Regions from separate parts of the Homo sapiens genome. Here region 2 is linked to region 1. Evidence: read pairs that join two places in POLR2A ChIA-PET (ENCODE). Cell type or tissue: GM12878. All regions are shown on one strand. Links, peaks and the distances in the headings refer to the core of each region. The heading gives the core; the rest is flanking DNA.

Region 1 (2,922 bases), core at 309-2,808:
CCTGACTTTGGTGAAGATGACCTGCCCTTCCTGGCCCCTCTTCAGCTCCCCTGTCCACTGAGAGCTGTTTTCATCACTCAGTAAAATTCTCTGTCTTCACCATCCTTCAGCCGTCCACGTGACCTCATTCTTCTTGGATGCTGGACAAGAGCTTGGGACCCACTGAGTGCGGGTACCCTGAAAAGGTTGTCACACTGGCCCTTTGCCCTCTCTGGCAGAGGGCAGTCACCCCACACAATGAGGCAAGGGGCCAGCTGAGCTGCTAACACACTGCCGTCCATCAGACTGCAGATGATGGAATTAAACAGCACTGTGACACCTGCTCTGGGCCTTCAGGGTCATAGGCACCCTCACCTGGGTGCCACCACGTTCCCTTTGAGGCAACACACCTGGTCTGACTGCAGGCCCCACATGGAGCTTGCTTCTGTGTTGGCACCCAGAGCAGCCATCTGGATCCCGCACTCGCCCACTCACAAGCTCCCTCCACATGGGGCTGAGCACAGTGGGCCAAGTAGACGTGGTGCCCCTGCCGCATGTCCAGTGAAGGGGTGAAAAAAACTCATGCATCAGTATAGACTCATAAATATTTATTTTATATTTTGAGTGATAGTCCAATGTTATTTCTTTTAGTTGTTGTCGTTGCACAAATTGTTCCAGCTTGGCCATTGAAAGCTCTTTCCTTTGACTCCTGGGTCCTTTTGACTACCCTCATTGTTCGTGTGTGTCTGGGGGCAGGGGGTTTGCATGATTTAGCACTTCCTTACTTTCTGGCACTATGAGATGTTCCAGGCCCACCTTGTATATTTTCTGTTTCAATCTTAGAATCAGCCATTTCACCAAGATGCTCTGGTTACTTTTATTGGAATGCGGGTGCTAAGTGTGCTTGTTACTCCAGTGTTGTTGTTTCTAGGCCCTCTTAGCAGACAGTGCAAGGAAATCTATGTGTGTATACTAACATGTATATATATACACACGCACACACACATACAAATTTCTATATGTAACCATCTGTATCTATATTAAGCTAAACATGAATTCATATTGATGCCTCCAACTTTATTCCTTAATACTAAGATTGCTCTAGACTCTCCCCTTGCTTATCTGTAACCTCCAACTTCAACAGTGAGAAACCTGGCTCCTACCACCTGCCATGTGTTTACTTCATTGTTCAACCAGAGTATACATGTAGAATAGTAGCAGAATTGTTAAACTCTGTGGGAAACAACTTTCTCAGCTAGAAGTATAGTGCCTGTGTAGTTTCTTTTGCCTTTAGTTTCTCAGACTTTGCTCATTTCCAAAGTTTGAGGTCAGCGCCTGAAACATTTGTAAGGCTGTTTCATGCATTTGTAATAGAGTTAGATTGTTTTGTCACATTCTGCCTTTCGTCCTGGGATTCCCCTGACCTCCTAGTTTTGTTTTAATTTTCATACATAACTATATTCTTTGTGTTAGCAGCACTACTTTAAAAAATAATTTTTTTCTTCAACATCTAATTTGTAAGTCTTTATCACACATTAAAATCTTATGTCTAGTAATGTCTGTATTTCTTTGCTTACTATGTGTGTGGTATGTAAACCTCCTATCTAGCAATTAAATAAAAATTTATTTCAAGTTAGAGCAGAGAAAAATACAAAACTTCCTTGGAGGCACTATCCTACAACCCAGGCTAATAGGATTCCCACAGAATAAAACAAGTTTATTGGCATACACAGAAAGTTACAAACATATCATTAACCATGGGTGACAGCAGATACAACAAAGATTCATACCCCCAGGAATTTGAAATATAAAGTGAACAATGAAATAAATTATTAAAAAATAAGTAAAAAACAAATATTGATGATTATTTGGGGGAGTTAACAACAAATAGTTACATGGAAAATGAGTTACTTGAGAGATGAGAGGGTGTTTGTGAATATAGGTAGTTCAGGTTCTCCTATTGCCAAGTATCAGGTCCAAGGTACTAATGAATTTAGATTTTGTTAAGTGTCTGGGCAAAGTAGTTCCACCGAGGGCTGATTCCAGGTCTTAATGAAAATGAGCACTTTGACTAATAAATCGTGTACTGTCGCATCTTACTGTGATAAGCTCTAAGCATAATGGAAAACATCAGGCAGGCAGACGTGCAGTGAGCATGGTTTTCAAGTCCCCCCAAAGCTTCACAGACATGCCTGAGTGGGCAGTAGTTTTCCACCTGTTTAAGGTAAGGCATTGTTTATCATGCCTTTTGTATACCAGTTTCTAAAACTCCAACATAATTACCTTTTATGTTTGCAAAAGCGGTCTTTAGGTAGCTGTATCATTGAACCTCTGTTTCTGGGTACACAAGTTATACATAACATCTAGGCTGTGGTTGTATGCAACTAGTTATCTCCTGGGTTGCAAAGCTGAAGAGTGGTTAGGTAAGACAAGCTTGGCCAGAACCTACTGTAGCTTGTTAAAAATCTAAGAACAAAATGAAACTAATTGGAATACTAAAAAGTAAGACTTCCAAACCTGTTGAAAAATAAAAGGAAATGTAGAAAACCAAATTCACCAAAAAGAAGTCAGGAAAGAAGAAAGAGAAAAAGGAGGAAGAAGAAGAAATGTAAACGGCATAATAAAAGCACAAAATGAGATACTAAAATTAAATCTAAATATATAATGTATTAATATAAATGAATTAACACAGTATTTAAAAAACAGAGATTGTCAGATTGAATTTTAAAAATCCAGTTAAATGGAGCAGTGGTTCACGCCTGTAATCCCTGCACTTTGGGAAGCTGAGGCAGGTGGATCACTTGAGGTCAGGAGTTTGAGACCAGCCTGGACAACATGGTGAAATTCTGTCTCTACTAAAAATACAAAAATTAACCGGGAGTGGTGGTGGGCACCTGTAATCCCAGCTACTCAGGAGGTTGAGGCATGAGAATCATTTAACCC
Region 2 (2,922 bases), core at 294-2,793, 120 kb before region 1:
CTACACTAGTCCATGAAACTGGCTCACTGAAGTTACTAATAACTTCCAGGTTGCCAAATCCAATGGCCACATTCCTGCCCACATGTTCTCAGCCTCTCAGTGAAATTCAATACAGCTGACTACCCACCCCCTTGAAATACTTGCATTATTTGGCATCCACGACATGATAATACTATATATTACACATTCCCAATTTGTACCACTCTGATTGTGTGCTTCCTAGCGTCCTTCCAAGAAGCCTTCCAGTTTACCCAACTTAGAAATGTTCAGCATTCCTCAGGATTCCAGTTCTAGTCAATCTTTCTCTCTTCTTTATAATCTTTTCTTCAATTATTTCATTACCTTAAGTATCACTAACATAGTGACAATCTTCAAACTGACATCTCTAAGCCAAGTATCTCTGAATTCCTCAAGATGTATAGATCTCTCTAACAGGCCTACTTGACAATCTTACAGGCTTCTGAGAACTAAGATAGACAAAAGGGGAACTGCTGAATTCACCCTTACCTCTCCCACGAAACAATCCCCCCCAAAATCCACTCCTCTTCCAACCATCCAATAGTGGCAACTTCCAGCAACATCCTTGAGTTCTTTCCCCTCCCTTATGTTCCATATCCAACCCTATTTATGCCTTCGTATTTCTACCACCTAAAAAATTCTCACAGATGTCCACTGCTCTCTATCCTACTGCCACCTCGCTAATCTAAGCCATTGCTGTCTGCTGCCTGGACTGTTGCATATCCACTAGCGTATCTGCTTCCACTTGCCCCCAGTATTCTTTTTGCTCATACAGCAGTCAGCATGATCTTTTAAAATATAATTCAGATGATGCTACACCCCCGAATAAAAACTTTTAGTATATTTCCACTAAAATCCAAATTCCTTATCACTGAGTACAAGGGCCTGCCTTATGCAGTCCCTGCCATTCTCCCCTCTTGTCCACAGTTTCAGTTCCTTAAACACACTGTGCTCTTCACAGCCTCAGGCCCTTCCCAGTTCTCTCTATATGAAACACCTTATTCTCCCTCCCCTGACCCCCCATCCAGGCATCCTCTAAGGGGCCTTCCCTTACACCTAAGTAGGTCCCCACTACCTCCTCTGATTCTACCACCCAATGATTCTCTATTATTGTACACAGTTCTTTTTTCCTTTTTTTTTTGTGGGTGGGGCGGGGGGGGGGGGGAACGGAGACTTGCTCTGTCACCCAGGCTGGAGTGCAATGACACTACTATGTTTACTATGTCTCATTGCAGCCTCAACTTCCCAGGCTCAAGTGATCCTCCTGCCTCTGCCTCTCAAGTAGCTGGGACTACAGGTGCAGGCCACCACGCCTGGCCAGTTCTTTTTCTTTTCGACATTGGCACAAGTCAGAGAAGATGTCTTGATCCTTCACCACTGCATGTATACCCCCAATACAAAGAACAGCCACAAAGAAGTCTTTGTTGAAAGTATTTAAAACTGATTTAAGACAGAAGTGTTTAGCATTTCACAGGTCAGCCTGCTCTTCCTTAAAACTGAATTAATGTAGAAGTCCATAAGATGAGCTTGACTCAATTAGGGGAAGGCTGGAAATCACAAATTAAGTGCAAAATTCTGTGGAACTATGTTTTCTAAGCAGATGTCCAGTGCGTGCAGCAGAATCTCAACGGAATCAACAGCCCAAAAGAGACAGACTAATAAATTCTGTCTTCATTATTTAATGAGACAGACCCCAAATTCAACACCTGGCTAATTCTTGAAACAAAATGCAGAAGAGATGTAGTATTCTTAATTTTAAAAAGCCTAAGTCTTAGAATTTATCAAATCTCAATGAAATCTGGTATACAGTTTAACTTCCATTAGACAAATTTCTTACACAGAGGGAAAAGATGAGTGAAGATGCATCTATAATAGGAAAGGCTACAGAAAATAAAACCTATATAAGGGAAAACATCAGAAATGACAAGTCTTATCACCCATTTCAAATTCTCACGACCTTGAAGAACTAAGCACCCATGGATTTATGACCCTTTCATCAGTTTCCTCTTGTATATATCTCCTCTTTGTATTCCTCAAAGAATGTCAAATAATCCTGTTCCAGTGTCAAGATAGTGGAGCAACTAACCACAAGACTTTGTGCTACTTTTAAAGGGGTGTGGCTGGAATAGATTAGCCGCTCCTACACAAAGATACTCTCATTTGAGTCAGAAATCATGAAAACCCAATCCCATAGCTATATCAGACATTCTGTGATTTGTTCAGGGTTACAAAGTTAGCTGATGCCAGAACTGGAACTTGCCTCCCACAGTTAGTGCTCTTTATACCAGCTTCTCATGCTCTTGTGTCGCTCCATCAAATGTTTGGCACGAATTCCCAATATACTAAAACTCTAACTCTGGGCTATTGATTAAAACAAACAAACAAACAAACAAAATGACTGAAACTAGCACAAGAAACTCAAGAAGACAGAAATTTTAAAAGTAAATAAATAGGACACTACAGAAACACATTGACTGTGACTTCTTTCACAAACAGTATCTTTTTCAACTGTGTATAGGTAAGTGATTATGGCAAGATTATTTCTGTAGTTTATTACAATTATTTTAGTGATTCAGAACTAAAAACCACTACTCCAGAATAACAAACCTGAGACTTATTAAGTTTATAACTTTCAACACAGAAATGAGCTCTGCTTTCCTATTTTTAAACTTATCACTAATGCCAGATCTTGTAATTGATTTAAACAAGTTTCAAGACAAAAACAAAATGGTTTGTTTCACTGTTATTGCTTTTCCCCATTAAATTTATGTGTTATGCAAATATTCTAACAAGATATTGCTCTACACAAATGATCTAAAGATTTTCAGCTTCATTAACAGGGTACATTGCTTACAAACCTCAATGAAAGAACAGTTAGTACTAGAACCCTTTATCAATCTATTA

What was found. Peaks named below come from ENCODE experiments on the same cell type or tissue, not always from the same donor. Only the 100,000 strongest peaks of a DNase experiment are listed, where the experiment ranks them.
Region 2: POLR2A ChIA-PET joins it to region 1 with 5 read pairs; 9 of 35 experiments call an interaction of 5 or more read pairs at or near these places.

Annotation. Positions count from the first base shown.
Region 1 is chr6:139,098,947-139,101,868 of GRCh38, forward strand. No RefSeq gene overlaps it. Among named protein-coding and RNA genes, the nearest start is that of HECA, 35 kb to the right of the region's middle. In GM12878, for the core only: no CTCF peak of the experiment used is centred there; a DNase peak (open chromatin) is centred at 1,265; H3K27ac peaks cover 341 bases.
Region 2 is chr6:138,979,516-138,982,437 of GRCh38, forward strand. The region is part of intron 1 of REPS1 (RALBP1 associated Eps domain containing 1); the gene reads right to left. Among named protein-coding and RNA genes, the nearest start is that of REPS1, 7.3 kb to the right of the region's middle. In GM12878, for the core only: no CTCF peak of the experiment used is centred there; no DNase peak of the experiment used is centred there; H3K4me3 peaks cover 327 bases.